2 separate regions of the Homo sapiens genome follow, and region 1 is linked to region 2. A link is a contact called in ENCODE Hi-C or POLR2A ChIA-PET data. All regions are on one chromosome and are shown on one strand. Each heading gives the region's core, a stretch centred on a gene start or an enhancer-like site at or near the end of the contact. The rest is flanking DNA. Distances are from core to core; before and after follow the strand shown.

What was found. A loop is a pair of places that touch in the nucleus more often than their neighbours do. ChIA-PET counts read pairs that join two places held with the same protein, here RNA polymerase II (POLR2A).
Region 1: a map of lower leg skin shows a loop between it and region 2 (12-fold over the local background). The contact joins two enhancer-like sites. A Hi-C loop is called at or near these places in 1 of 168 maps with a recorded cell type or tissue (lower leg skin). POLR2A ChIA-PET finds 5 or more read pairs at or near these places in 1 of 52 experiments (AG04449).

What each region holds. Positions count from the first base shown.
Region 1 is chr2:217,159,729-217,166,767 of GRCh38, reverse strand. No RefSeq gene overlaps it. Among named protein-coding and RNA genes, the nearest start is that of DIRC3-AS1, 120 kb to the left of the region's middle. RefSeq lists an enhancer at 5,028-5,322. Within about 2 kb of position 2,612, at least 3 of the 41 ENCODE cell types and tissues checked have a DNase peak (open chromatin) inside an H3K27ac peak, as active enhancers do.
Region 2 is chr2:216,469,476-216,476,607 of GRCh38, reverse strand. SMARCAL1 (SNF2 related chromatin remodeling annealing helicase 1) reads right to left here. Exons shown (of 18, transcript NM_014140.4): 15 at 1,157-1,339. Among named protein-coding and RNA genes, the nearest start is that of RPL37A-DT, 26 kb to the left of the region's middle. RefSeq lists enhancers at 1,188-1,357, 1,275-1,775. Within about 2 kb of position 1,292, at least 2 of the 41 ENCODE cell types and tissues checked have a DNase peak (open chromatin) inside an H3K27ac peak, as active enhancers do.

The DNA of each region.
Region 1 (7,039 bases), core at 1,363-3,862, 690 kb before region 2:
TTTAAGAGTGAATGGAAAAACTGGGAGGTATCGCCAATTTGGCAAAGGAATTTCAATTAACATTTATTTGTCATATGCTATGTATCCACAGTATAGTAAGTTCTAAAGGTCTCTATTAAACTCCAGTACCCTGATCTCCACATTCCAAAGTGTTTTTCTTAGCTCAGAGTAGAACATGTCTCCCATCACTGACTGTGCTTTGCAGGAGGTGGGTAGTGTTACTAAGGGAGAGAAGGCAGGACGTAACTTCACAGTGGTCTTCTCAAACTCGTGATTCTACAAATAGCTCTAATTCTACAAAATAGCTCAAGACTCTTAGTTTGAAAGCCACAAGAGGGCACTAGACTACTACATGGACCTAGCTCTACTTAGGGCCCAAAGCACAGAGCAAGGGTCAGTATTGACATTAGTGATGGCCACATCAGTTGCATGTCCTACATCTGTGTCTGAAACACAGTATGCAATCATGGAGGATGTGCAAAGCTATTGGCTATGAAACATGTTCAAATGCTAAGCTTGAGTTATGCTAAATACAGTAGAATCCACATGCAATTTGAAAAAAAAAAAAAGTAAAAAGGAGTAAGGTCCACCCCCAAAGTTCTAAGAAAAGCAAGGTGGTTCTTTAAGCTGTGAGTTCTGAAAACAATATGGACAACATAGTGATAGTCAGGGGAACAGCAGGAGTTAGAAAAACAGGAGCCTTCCACTTCTACTTTTGGAAAGCCTGACATCTGACGAGGCTCATATTGGCCACAAGATTCCCTCCAGACCATGAGATTTACACTGGGCATCACCCAAGGTATTCATTCTCTCTGCTCCTGAAGTGCTCCGTACTTTACAAGGTTTCAGGAACACTAGTCTCAGGCTAATGAAAGCATACTTAAAAACTTCTCAAAAATACAGATTGAGTCTATGTAATCACCACACCATTTGAGAAAGGCAAAAATTTAGTCAATTAAGTTATATGTTAGTCTGAATAAAATCAACAAACAGATTATTTGGGTCAATGAAGAAGTATCTTACGCAATTCCAAAACAGCCAATCAAATTCACTCAGACAAATATGAATCAACACAAGGAAAAACAATCAGTCAAGAATGCTGCTTTGGATCATGAAAATCAAACCCTAAACTGAAGGCTTGAGTTTTTAACTTTTCAATAGTTATGTTTAATATTGTATAGAAGATGACTCCTTTGTTATCATAACTGTGCATGGGATATACTTTTTCCCTAAAGATGATAGACAGATAGAGAAATTGATAGACAGACAGACAGACAGAATAATTCAGATTGAGTGTCATATAAATGACTTACCTAATTGGTTAAACCAGAGGTTCTTGCTGCAGCAGGAAAGATAGGAGAAGGTCATTTTTCTGAGGCAAGGTTTAGCTCTTTGGAGACAATGAACACCTGGGTGGTTTCCTACAGAGCCAGTTGAAATCATTAAGAAAGATGGTCTTTTCTTTCTAGTTTCTTATTAATTTACCTACATTCTGAGTTCTGGATCCATGACCTGCATTTGTTTTTAAATTTTCTTTTTAAAAATAAAATATATATTATATATTCATGAGGTATAAAGTGATTCTCTCTCTCTCTCTCGATGGGATCTCACTATGTTGCCCAGGCTGAACTTTCATTTCTGGGCTCAAGCAATCCTCCTGCTTCAGCCTCCTGAGTAATTGGGAATACAGGAGTGCACCACTGCACCCAGCTTGAAATGTGATGTTTTGATATATGTTTACATTGCATGGCCTCTGTTATTGTACTATGTCAGAACCTTTCTAACTTTGATCATTTTACTTCCATTATCCTTGTCACGTTTGACCCAGCCATTGCTCTGAGACTCTGTCCTTCCCTCGTGGAACAATGAGAGCTCTCACCTTTTGGTTCTGATTCCATCCCAACCCTTCTCCCCAGGAGTCTTGCTTTTTCTGGAATTGATCTATTTATAACATTGCCTCAGTTTTTAGGTTCTTCTCAGTGTCAGCTATGTTGAGTCTGTTAAAGATATCTTGGCTATTTGACTTGGTTTTCATCAAGTTCCTTGGCTTCTACCTTTTAAATGACATTTTTTTTTCACATAATTGTTATTTTTCTGGGCTCTGGCCACTGATTTCTCCATATTCTCTATTTCTTGACTCTTTCATTAGCTTAACAGCATAACTTCCATCTTCACTCCCCCAGTTCTGTTTTCAGAGATCTACTTTTAATGGCTAAGCCCAGCCCAAATTGACAGTGTCCATCCTCTTTGCAAGCCTTGGGCCCTCCCTCACTACCCCCAGCACAGACTTCATCTTCTAGGACAGTCCCCAGTGCTACAGGGGAGGTGAGTTCAAGAGAAAGTGCCCCAGGATCTTCTTAGCATTATTTTCCCCACAGTGGGACTTTGAAGCTGCCTTTCTAGCCTGCCTTCCAGCTGTTAGCAAACACACACTTTTTAAAATTAGGAAATGAACATGATAGTTCTACTCCCAGCCAGGAGCTCATCTAGTATGCTCCAGGAAAAGGATGATTAATGGAGCTAAGGCTTTATGTCTAAGCCAGGGGATGGCAGCTTGTGGGGAATAACTGAGCCACACCAGCCCGCCACAGCCTCAGATCAGGTGAACTGCACATGGCGTTAGGCCCACTGGAGGCCCTTAAAGTTAGCCAGTGGCCTGGCAGAAAGTGCACACACAATAAGTGCCTGGTGGACACACATGGCCCAAAGGAACGGGGCAGTTTTTCAATTCTTCGGTTTATATAGAGAACCAACCTACACAACCTTGGCCTTCAGAATCTTGCCAGCAGTTAGAGTATCCAGACTGGCTGTCCAGACCACCTAAATTACATGGATAAAAGCAAAAGATTTCCTTCACTGAATACCACGTGGACTTGTTTCCAAGTCCTTTTTGGGTTTGAGGCCTTACTTGTAATCATCCCTCACAAGAGGGGGGAAAAATAAAAGAAAGAAAAATGTAGGGAATTTGAGTTCTACTTCACCAAGGGCTTAGGATGGAGAATAGGAAAGTTCTGCAGGATCTTGGCTGAGCAGTGGTTTTCTGCTTCTTTAAACGTCAAAATTAACCTGATTGAGTGAACTATTCAAAAAGCACATCCATCAATTTTTGTTTCATCTGAGGTTTGGAGTGCCAAGGACTTACAACATAAGGCCTCAGACCACTCTGGTTTAATGCCAGGGGATACTTAGGGGTTCCTGGGGATGGTAATTATGATCATAACCCTCTGCCTGCCAAACTCCTATGCACTACACCCAACCCAGATGCTACTCTTCCTGTGAGATCTTACCCAGATCCTCTCTGGTTCCTCTGTGGTCCTCTAACACTTGGTGTGGCTTCTTTGGCTTAACTGGACAAGTCACCACGTTAATTCATTTATTTTCCTTCATTAAAAAAATTGTTCACCCATGACCTCTGCAAAAATAAATAAATAAAATAGAAAGAAATGCGTAAAAACAAAACCTACCCTTTACTCTCTCCTCTCAGAAGAGAGAACCACCGTTTGTAATCAGCACAAGGAAAGTGGGAACACTAAAGAAATCACTATAAGATAGCAGCTGCCCTCAAAACTAAAACCAGTCACTTTAAAATACATGCTCCCGTGTGATCCCTGGATGAGGTTCTTTTCTCTTTAGTAAAACGGAGATTTTCAGGATTCAACCCGGAGAGGTAAAATCACTGAGCTTATAAATGAGGAAACTGGAATCAAAGACCTGAATTTTTGTCTTTTCCTTTTTCCCACCATGTTGTGTCCCAGTGTGCCCCAGCATCCTTAGAGACAAAGGCCTGGAGGAAGCACAAAGAGACTTCTATTTTCATCTTTTGGTTCTAGCAAGATGAGGATCAGCAGGCAGGCAGACACACTTGGGAATAATGGCTCTGCTCTCTCAACCGAGCCCCCGCCCCAGTGCCTTCATCCCCACTTTGGGGTGACCTCGGCAGAACAAGCTCTCTCTGTAATGATCACTTCGTCAGCAGGGGCTGTGTATTTAGTAGCAGGAAATATAAGCTTTTGTGGTCAGTGTGACGTCACCCCACCCACTAAACAGGCCTTTATAATTTGACCACAAAAAGGCTTGAAAGGGATAGACACATACACGCAGGGAAGGAGGCGATAGGACTGTCAACAGTTGTCTGTGTAGTGAAAGGAGCATTGTGTCTTCCAAATGTTTCCCGAAAGCCTGATGTTTGGTCTGCTGTAGACAAAACATCTGGATGATATATGGCGATTTCTCTTTGTATTTGAGTGCCCCAACTCATCTCCTTCCTTTCTCCTCTCTCTTTTCTACCTCTCGTTTTCTCTTTTCCTCATTCCCTTCATCCTCCTGCTTCCCTTTTTTCTCTTTTTACTCTGACTTAATCTAAAATAGACAAGTATATATTTTTAAATCATTGAGTTGTTTTCAAATGTTTTCACATGATGTGCATGTGAGCACACACATACACACACCAATTTTACTGTTATTTTCCTAGATACTTTACTGTTAGAGGGAGAGAAAAAGGAGAAGGGGTGACAGAGAGAGAGTAATTTTAAAAGACATAGCTAACATATCAATGTATCATTAAAAATTGCTTTCCATAAATGTCTTGGTTTTATAACTAATTCTGTAGAGGAGCAGAGCTAAATGGCCCAGTACCTTTTAGTGTCACATTGTGCAAGTTCAAGATAATATACTGCTGGATATTTCACTTTATCTTTTGTTTTCCTTTTTATTTTAAATGAAGAAAGGCACATGCTAGGCATTAATATGAACACTCCCATTAAGTACAAAGAGAAAAATAAAATAAAGATTGATTGACATGGACAAGTAAACAAAAAAAGCAGATAACCTGAAAAAGGAGGGTAGAGAGAAACTGAAAGAAATTGTCTATACGCTACCTCTGTATAAACTTTTTACTAGTTTTTCAGATCTTTGAGCCTAGGAGGGGAGAGAGAGAAAGAGAGAGAAAAGAGACAGAGAGAAAGAGAGAGAGAGAGAGAGAGAGAGAGAGAGCAAGAGAAAGAGAGATGAACATGAGAGGTGATGGCTGACGTGTCTGACCTCTGAATTAGGCTGCTGGAAAAATATGGCTTCCCCTGATTTGTGCCGCTGTGGAAAACCCCCTCCCAGGACTTCAAGCTTTCCTCTGAGGCACAGGCAGCAGGAAACACCTGCTTCACTTCTCCCCTGATGTTTTTTCCCCTTTTAGGGAGTCTGGGTCTCCTCCCCCTCCCTTTCTGCAGTGCACAAATGGACAAGCAGTTTTCCACATGCCCCAATCTTTCCTAAGAAAGGAAGTACGGAATCATCTATTAGCGACTGATGCACTTTGATGGCTTCCTTACCCCCACTTCCTTATTTTCTCTTCCAATTGACCTTTATTATAGCTTCCTCAACCCAGTTCCGCTTCCCAGCTCTTGTACTAATAATATTTTTCTCCAGAATAAATGAAGCATAAGAAGTCTATCCAAAAAAACTGAGAGGCAAGTGTACATACTGTTTGTCATGATTCCTTATTTTGGGTTTTGCCATTCGCCTCCCTGCAACAAAGGGGGAAGCAAATGCAATTCCAGTTTGGAAAGGCATGACAGACAGTTGCAGTATGCATCAGATCAAGATAGCAGCCTTCAAATATCCTCCCAGTGGAGAGGCACTGAGCTATTAGCAACTTTCTTTTTTTTCCTCCTTCTTTTTTTTTTTTTTTTTTTTTTGAGACAAAGACTCTCTCTGTTGCCCAGGCTGAAGTGCAGTGGCATGATCTTGGCTCACTGCGACCTCTGCCTCCCGGGTTCAAGAGATTCTCCTGCCTCAGCCTCAGGAGTAGCTGAGACTACAGGCGTGTACCACCACACCTGACTAATTTTTTGTATTTTTAGTAGAGACGGGGTTTCACCATGTTAGCTAGGATGGTCTCGATCTCCTGACCTGCCTCAGCCTCCCAAAGTGTTGGGATTACAGGCGTGAGCCACCTCGCCTGGCCTATTAGCAACTTTATACAGTAGCTCTCAATCAATACAAAAAAGAGCACCCAAGAAACCCTCCACACAACCATATGAAAAATGTTATAACAAATTTTAGTTAATTAAAATAATTTAGTTAATTAAAATAATTGTGAAGCCCAAGAAGTTTTCATCAGGCTTGCAAAGACCACTGAGGGTTGTTACATGTCTAGTTCCCTTTCTCTAAATAGAAGAACATCTATAGCACTGTTTGTAAAGCTATCTCCTCCCCAGAGCTTCCTTCCTCTGCTGGCTAGTAAAAAGAATCCTTGGGTGGAAAAAGCCGTAAGACAGAGAAGACAAAAATACGTAAAGTGTTATTTTTCATTCTCCACAGGATGGCCTCTATAATAGCAATTCCTGGTCAATTCAAAGTATATTTTGCTTTATGAGAAGAAGGAGGGTAGTATATTAGAAATAGCAGTGGTCAATAAATCTTAATGAGTCACTGAAGAAATCGGGGATATAACCAAGACACCTTGGTGAGTCACCTCCTTTCTCTAGACAGTTTAATAACTCATAAAATGGGAGGATTAAACTAGACAATCTCTGAGGTTACTTGTATCCATGTTTTGCAACATATATGAGAGGACGGAGCCAACTATATTATTTAAGTAGCTCCTAGAAACAAAGAAGAAAATGGGAGACACCCAAATAAGAAAAAATTACAGAAATTAAAAGAGGTAATTCATGAAAGAAATACTATATTACGTCAGTCAACTTACAAACAAATGTTCATCCTTGCTAGTGATCAAAGAAATACAAATTAAAACATAGGCTTTCGTGGTTACCTCATAGCCTGGCCAAAATGGAAAAGATGAACTTTCATAATTTTCCATCATAGCATTGTTTATAATAACAACACATGGGAAACAACACATATGTCTCATTATGGTATATCCATTTATTGGAATCCTACCACCTATTAAAAATGATATGAGTCTAGGGCCGGGTGCGGTGGCTCACGCCTGTAATCCTAACACTTTGAGAGGCTGAGGTGGGTGGATCACGATGTCAGGAGATCGAGACCATCCTGGCTAACACGGTGAAACCCCATCCCT
Region 2 (7,132 bases), core at 43-2,542:
GATGTGGTGGCTCACGCCTGTAATCCCAGCACTTTGGGAGGCTGAGGCAGGCAGATTGCTTGAGCCCAGGAGTTCCAGAACAGCTTGAGCAACATGGTGAAACCCCATCTCTACAAAAAATACAAAAATTAGGCATGGAGGCGTGCACCTGTAGTCCCCTGCTACTCAGGAGGCTGAGGTGGGAGGATCACCTGAGCTCGGGAAATCAAGGCTGCAGTGAGCCAGTAAGTCCCTGCAGTCCAGCCTGGGTGACAGAGCAAGACCCTGTCTCAAAAAAGCAAAAGAAAAAAAAAACCACCTAACATCATGAGCATTATTTCTTGTATAAAATGGCTACACCCTCAAGGTCTACCCATTATTAATGTAGTCTCTTATGTGTAGCCAATAAAAACCACAATATTATTAAATATTATATAAATATTAAAGGGGATATAACTTTTCTGGAGATTACCAGAAAAATTTAAGAGTTCAAACAAATGTCTTATCTCTGTCCTCAGTTGGTCAGGTGAGGCCAGTGGTGGTGTCCAGGAAACCCTCACTGCTGTCACTCTGTGTGAGGTCCATTGTTAAAGCAGCTCACAATGATGGCTACTAAAGGGGGCACAGGCTGGAACGTGAGGCCTGGGCTGCAACCTGGTGCCACCAAGTGCCCTCTTCAGTTATGGCAGTGCAGTCCTGCCTCACCCCTTGAGCTCTCGGTGCCCTAACTTCCTCCTATGAGACATGAAGTCAAGATTCCTTCTAGCCCTGGAAGACTTCAACCTTCCCGTTGATAAAATGGAGTCGATAATCCTACAGGTTGCTGTGAAAATCTAGAAAACAGCCAATCGCCTGGCGTGGTGGCTCACACCTGTAATCCTAGCTACTCGGGAGGCTGAGGCAGGGGAATCGCTTGAACCCAGGAGGCGGAGGTTGCAGTGAGCCAAGATCATGCCACTGCACTCCAGCCTGGGTGATAAGAGACTCTGTCTCAAAAAAAGAAAAAAAGAGACTAGTCAATCAACATAGAAGTGCTTAAAGGAAGTGAAAACTGACTTGTGGGAAGTATAATGAATGGATAAAAGGGAAACCACACTTTCCCCGACCGACACTCACTGCTTCCTGCCCACAGCCATGAGCATGCCTGGGGAGTATCTGAGTCTTCTGCGTCTCTTACCCCTGGGTTCCAAAACAGCTCAGCAAACACCACCAGGTCAGCCGAGGAGAAGGTGAGGCCCATATTGGCAGCGGTGATGGACAGCACGGCCACAGCATGCCTCTCCGACAGTTGGAACTGCTGGCACAGGTCCTCCCGCTCAGCTGATGAGGTGGAGCCATCGATGCGGATGTGCTGCACGTGCTGCAGGAACAAGGGGCAGAAGCAAGGTGGGCAACAGCCCCGGGGGCTTCTCAGCAAACCACACCCAGCCACAGCTCCAGCACAGAACCAGGTTCCAGCTCAGCAGAGGCCCCTGCCTTCAGAGCTTTTCTTTTCAAATTGACATTGGTATTGAGATGACTGCTTATACTCAGGTGCCATTGTAAGAAATAATAGAGATCCCTCTTAGGCCTTTGCCCAGTTTCCTGCAGTGGTAACATTCTATAAAAACTATAGTATAATACCACAGCCAGGATGCTGACTTCTATACAATCCACTGATCTTCAGATTTCTTGTTTTACTGTATGTGTGTGTTCTACACAATTTTATCACCTGTGTAGGTTTTCATATATTCACCTCCAATGTTAAGATACTCAACAACTCCAACATTGCAAGGATCCTTTTACCTCCCTCCTCTTTCCACGGTCCTTAGCTCCTGATAGCCACTAATCTGACCTGAATTTCTAAAAACATTTTTTTTCTTTTTCTTTTTTAAGATGAAGTTTCACTCTTGTCACTCAGGCTGGAGTGCAGTGGCACGATCTTGGCTCACGGCAACCTCCGCCCCCTGGGGTTCAAGTGATTCTCCTGCCTCAGCCTCCCAACTAGGTGGGATTACAGGCGCACACCACCACATCTGGCTAATTTCTGTATTTTTAGTAGAGGCGTGGTTCCACTATGTTGGCCAGGCTGGTCTCAAACTCCTGATCTCAGGTGATCCGCCTGCCTCGGCCTCCCAAAGTGCTGGGATTACAGGCGTGAGCCACTGCACCTGGCCAATTTTTTTTTTTTTTTTCAAGAATGCACTATAGGCCAGGCACAGTGGCTCATGCCTGTAATCCCAACACTCTGGGAGGCCAAGGCAGGTAGATCACCTGAGGTCAGGAGTTTGAGACCAGCCTGGCCAACATGGCGGAACCCCGCCTCTACTAAAAATACAAAAATTAGCCAGATGTGCTGGTGTGCGCCTGTAATCCCAGCTACTCAGGAGGCCAAGGCAGGAGAATCACTTGAATCCGGGAGGCAGAGGTTGCAGTGAGCCAAGATGGCACCACTGCACTCCTGCCTGGGTGACAGAGCGAGACTCTGTCTCAAAAAAAAAAAAAAAAAAAAAAAAAAAAAGAATGCTATACAAATGTTATATAAATTGCACAGCATATAACCTTTTGGAATGGGCCTTTGCATTCAGCACTCTCTGGAGATTCATCCAAGTTGTTACCTGTATCAATAATTTTCTTCTTTTTATTGTTGAGAAATAGCCCACAGTATGGATATACCATAGTTTCACCATCCATCTGTTGAAGGACATCTGAGTTGATTCCAGTTTGGGGCTACTACAAATAAAGCTGCTATGAACATGTGTGTACAAGTTTTTCTGTTAACCTAAGTTTTCATTTCCCAAAGAAAAATGCTCAAAAGTCAATTGTTGTGTTGTATGGTAACTGCATGTTTAGTTTAGTTATTTTCTTTTAAATGGCATTTATTTATTCTTGCTAGTGATAAACATGATAAGGAAAATAAAAACATTTAGTAATCTAACCAATCTACTTTTTCCTGTCTCTTTTTTTGATGTGTATGGTATATATATCTTTTAAATAAAAAGTTTTATATCCTGTTTTCCCCCAATAAAACACATTATAAGTAAAACTGTATTGTTAAGTGTTCTAAAATATCATTTTTAATGGCCCTTTGTCATTATGCAGCAACAGCATAATTTAACCCTTCTATTTCTGCAGATTTAGGGGTCTCAAATTTTTCCTAAAAGGATATGTTGGTAAATGTCCATCAACAAGTGAACAGATGATGTACAATGGGATGTTATTTAGCACTAAAAGGGAGTGAACATCTGCAGGTCTAGATAACCAAAAAAGAAAAAAAAAAAAAAGGAAAACCAAGGAGTGAACACTAAAAAGGAACGAGACACACAACAACATGGATAAATCTCAAAAAAAAAAAGTACATCCTGAATGTCCTTTTCTCCACATTTATATTCCATTATATTCCATATTTATATAAAATTCTAAAAATCCGCAAACTAATCCTTAGTGACAGACCGTAGACCAGAGGTTGCTTGAGGATGGGAGGGTGAGGGAAGGGGCAGGAGGGCGTGATTACAAAGGAAAACTCTGGGGGTGGGGGCAGCGGGTGGCAGATATGTTTCCTATCTTGATTCTCATTAATTGTACACATTATGTGCAGTTTACTGCATGTCAATTATACCTCAAGAATGCTATTAAAATGGAAAGTTTTTAAGAGGATGCCAATTTTTGGTGATTTTCTTAGATTGGACTACAAACCAAAGTACGATAGCAAAAAGAAAAAACTTAATTTAAGGCTCCTGATATTATTGCCAAATTGCTTTCCAATAACTAATGTATTAGCATGTCCATCTTCGTACACTTTCATCAACAGTGAGCACCGCACATTTTTAAAACCTCTACTGACTTGATGGGGTAAAAAAAAAAATTTTATTTTTCACTAACTTGATTACTAGTGAAATTGGGTGTTTTCGTTATCTTTTAATTGGCTACTGGTGTCATTTCTTTGATGAACTATCTATTTATACAGGTTGCCCCCTTTTTTTTTTTCCTACTGGGAGTTAGGAAATACCTTTACATGTAAAAACCATTATTTGTATGTCACAGAGGTGGCTAATAGTTTCCCTAGCTTATTTCCTTCTATTACTTTTCTGTTGTTTTCTAAATTCTCCTTTATTTTTAAAAATGTAATTTTTCTTATTATAAAAATAATACACACTCATTGCAAAAATACAGAAAAACTAAAAAGATAATGATGACTACTTAGAGATAATCATCATTAATGTACTGGTATATATTAATCAGGCTTTTTTCTATGGATGACTATTTTATTTATTTTATTTTATTTATCTTATTTTTGAGATAGAGTCTTGTCTCTCACCCAGGCTGCAGTACAGTGGCAGGATCTCGGCTCACTGCAGCCGCTGCTTCCCAGGTTCAAGCAATTCTCGTGTCTCAGCCTCCTGACTAGCTGGGATTACAGGCATGCACCACTATGCCCAGCTAATTTTTGTATTCTTAGTAGAGATGGGGTTCCGCCATGTTGTCCAGGCTGATCTAGAATTCCTAACCTCGGGTGATCTGCCTGCCTCAGTCTCCCAAAGTGCTGGGATTACAGGCGTGAGCCACTGCGCCTGGACAACATGACAATTTTTAAAAATTATTATACATACAACAGCTTTTTGTCCATAGTATGGACATCTTCCGATAGCAATATATACTAACCAGATACCAAGACCTTCAATTTTGGAGTTTCTTCAGGTTCTTATAGGGTTCAATGATCTCCAAAGTTAGGAACCACTGATCAACATTATATTTTATGGCTGAATGGACTATAATTTATTTAATAGTATATCTGTTGATAAAAACTTAGATTTTTAATTATTGAATATTATAAACAGCATGACTAATATTCTCATTTATAAATCTGACTAGTCTGATGATTTCCTTAGGATAAATTCCTAGAAGTAAAATTTGAAAAATTGAGTGCACGCCTTAATTTACTGTCAAACTGCCCTCCAAAAATGTACAAATGTACAAGAGAATCATAGCCACTGTGGGCTGGGCATGGTGGCTCACGCCTGTAATCTTAGCACTTTGGGAGGCCAAGGTGGGTGGATCACCAGAGGCCAAGAGTTTGAGACCAGCCTGGCCAACACAGTGAAAGCTTGTCTCTAATAAAAATACAAACATTAGCTGGGCATGGTAGCAGGCACCTGTATTCCCAGCTACTTGGGAGGCTGAGGCAGAAATGCTTGAAGCCAGGAGGCGAAGGTTGCAGTCAGCTGAGATTGCACCATTGCACTCCAGCCTGAGCGACAGAGCAAAAACTCCACCTCAAAAAAAAAAAAAAAAATTTAATCACTGTGTATGTGTCACAGAAAAAATACATGTGTTTAGGTAATTCAAATCAATTTTTCCTTTGTAATTTCTTGGTTTTTATGCTTAGAAAGTCATTCTCCACCCAGTGATCAGCTATTGTTCATTGGTATTTTCTTCTAATACTTTATGGTTTCAAGGATCTTTGATTCACCTGCAATTTAATATAGTAAACAGTGAGTTAAAGTTTCATCTACCCTCCCACCCCCCAATTATTTAGGCAATTACCCAAACTTTGTTGAAGAAATTGAAAACGGATTTGTGACAATTCCTTGATCATGTATTTGCTTTCCATTTATGGTAAAGGGCCATGTATTCTATTCCACCATCTGGCCATCTCTCTGGGGCCAGCATGGCTGAATTTTAATTATTGGTATTTTATAACAGATTTTAATATTTAATGTCTGAAGGGACAAGTCTTCCAACATTGCTCTTCTTTTTCATAGTTGTTTAGATATCGCTCCTGCTTTTTTTTTTTTTTTTTTTTTTTTTTTTGAGATGTTCTTGGGAGTAACAGTATAAAGTTCCCTTTAAAAAATCCAACTGGAGGCTGGGTGCGGTGGCTAATGCCTGTAATCCCAGCACTTTGGTAGGCTGAGGCAAAAGAATTGCTTGAGCCCAGTTCTAGACAAGCCTGGGCAACATGGCAAGACCCTGTCTCTACAGAAAAATTTAAAAATTTGCAAGGCGTGGTGGTACATTCCTGAGGTCCCAGCTACTGGGAAGGCTCAGGCAGGAGGATCACTTGAGCCTAGGAGGTTTAGGCTTCAGTGAGCAGCATTCGTGCCACTGAACTCCAGTGTGGGAGATACAGTGAGACTCTGCTTCAAAAAAAAAAAAAAGATCTAGTTGGAGTTTTTATTAGAATTCAATTAAACCAGCTGGGCCTGGTGGCTCACATCTGTAATCCCAGCATTTTGAGAGGCTGAAGCAGGTGGATCACTTGAGGCCTAGAGTTTGAGACTAACCTGGCCAACATGGTGGAACCCCGTCTCTACTAAAAAAATGCAAAAAAATTAGCTGGGCGTGGTGGTGTGCACCAGTAATCCCAGCTATTCAGGAGGCTGAGGCATGAGAATCTCTTGAACCCAGGAGGCGGAGGCTATAGTGAGCTAAGATGAAGCCACTGCACTCCAGCCCGGGCAACGGAGCGAGACCCCCCTCCCCAACAAAATAAATTTAAAAGATAAAAAGATAACTGATAAAACATTAATATCCAGAATTTATAAAGAATTTTCCTAAATCAGTAAGAAAAAAACAATCCAACAGAAAAACAGGCAAAGGATACAAACAGAATATTCACAGGAGACAGCTAAAATGGCCATAAATAAATAAATAAATAAAATGATACACATTTTACTGGTAGTCAGGGAAATGCAAATTAGAGCAAGAATGAGATGATATTTCATTTCTCTGGATTGGTAAAATTAAAAAGTTGGATAATACCAGTGTTAATGGGCACACAGAACAGCAGGAACCCTTATATGTTGTTAGTGAGATTATAAATGTGAATGACCACCTTGGAGAGCAATTTGACAACATTTAGTATGAAGATGAACCTATTTAATAACCATGCAAGAGCATGCCTGAATATGCCTCCCCTACACAAAGCACATACACAAGCCATAAAGAAATGCATAGATACAAACATACACCTACTATAATATTCACACGATAGCAACCATCAGCAGGAGAATGGATAAACTGCAGTATAGCTATCCAATGAGATACAATTCCACAGTTACAGTGAATGAACTATACGTGTAATGCAGTATAAAGAAATCTCCATTGGGAGGCCGAGGCGGGCGGATCATGAGGTCAGGAGATCGAGACCATCCTGGCTAACACACGGTGAAAC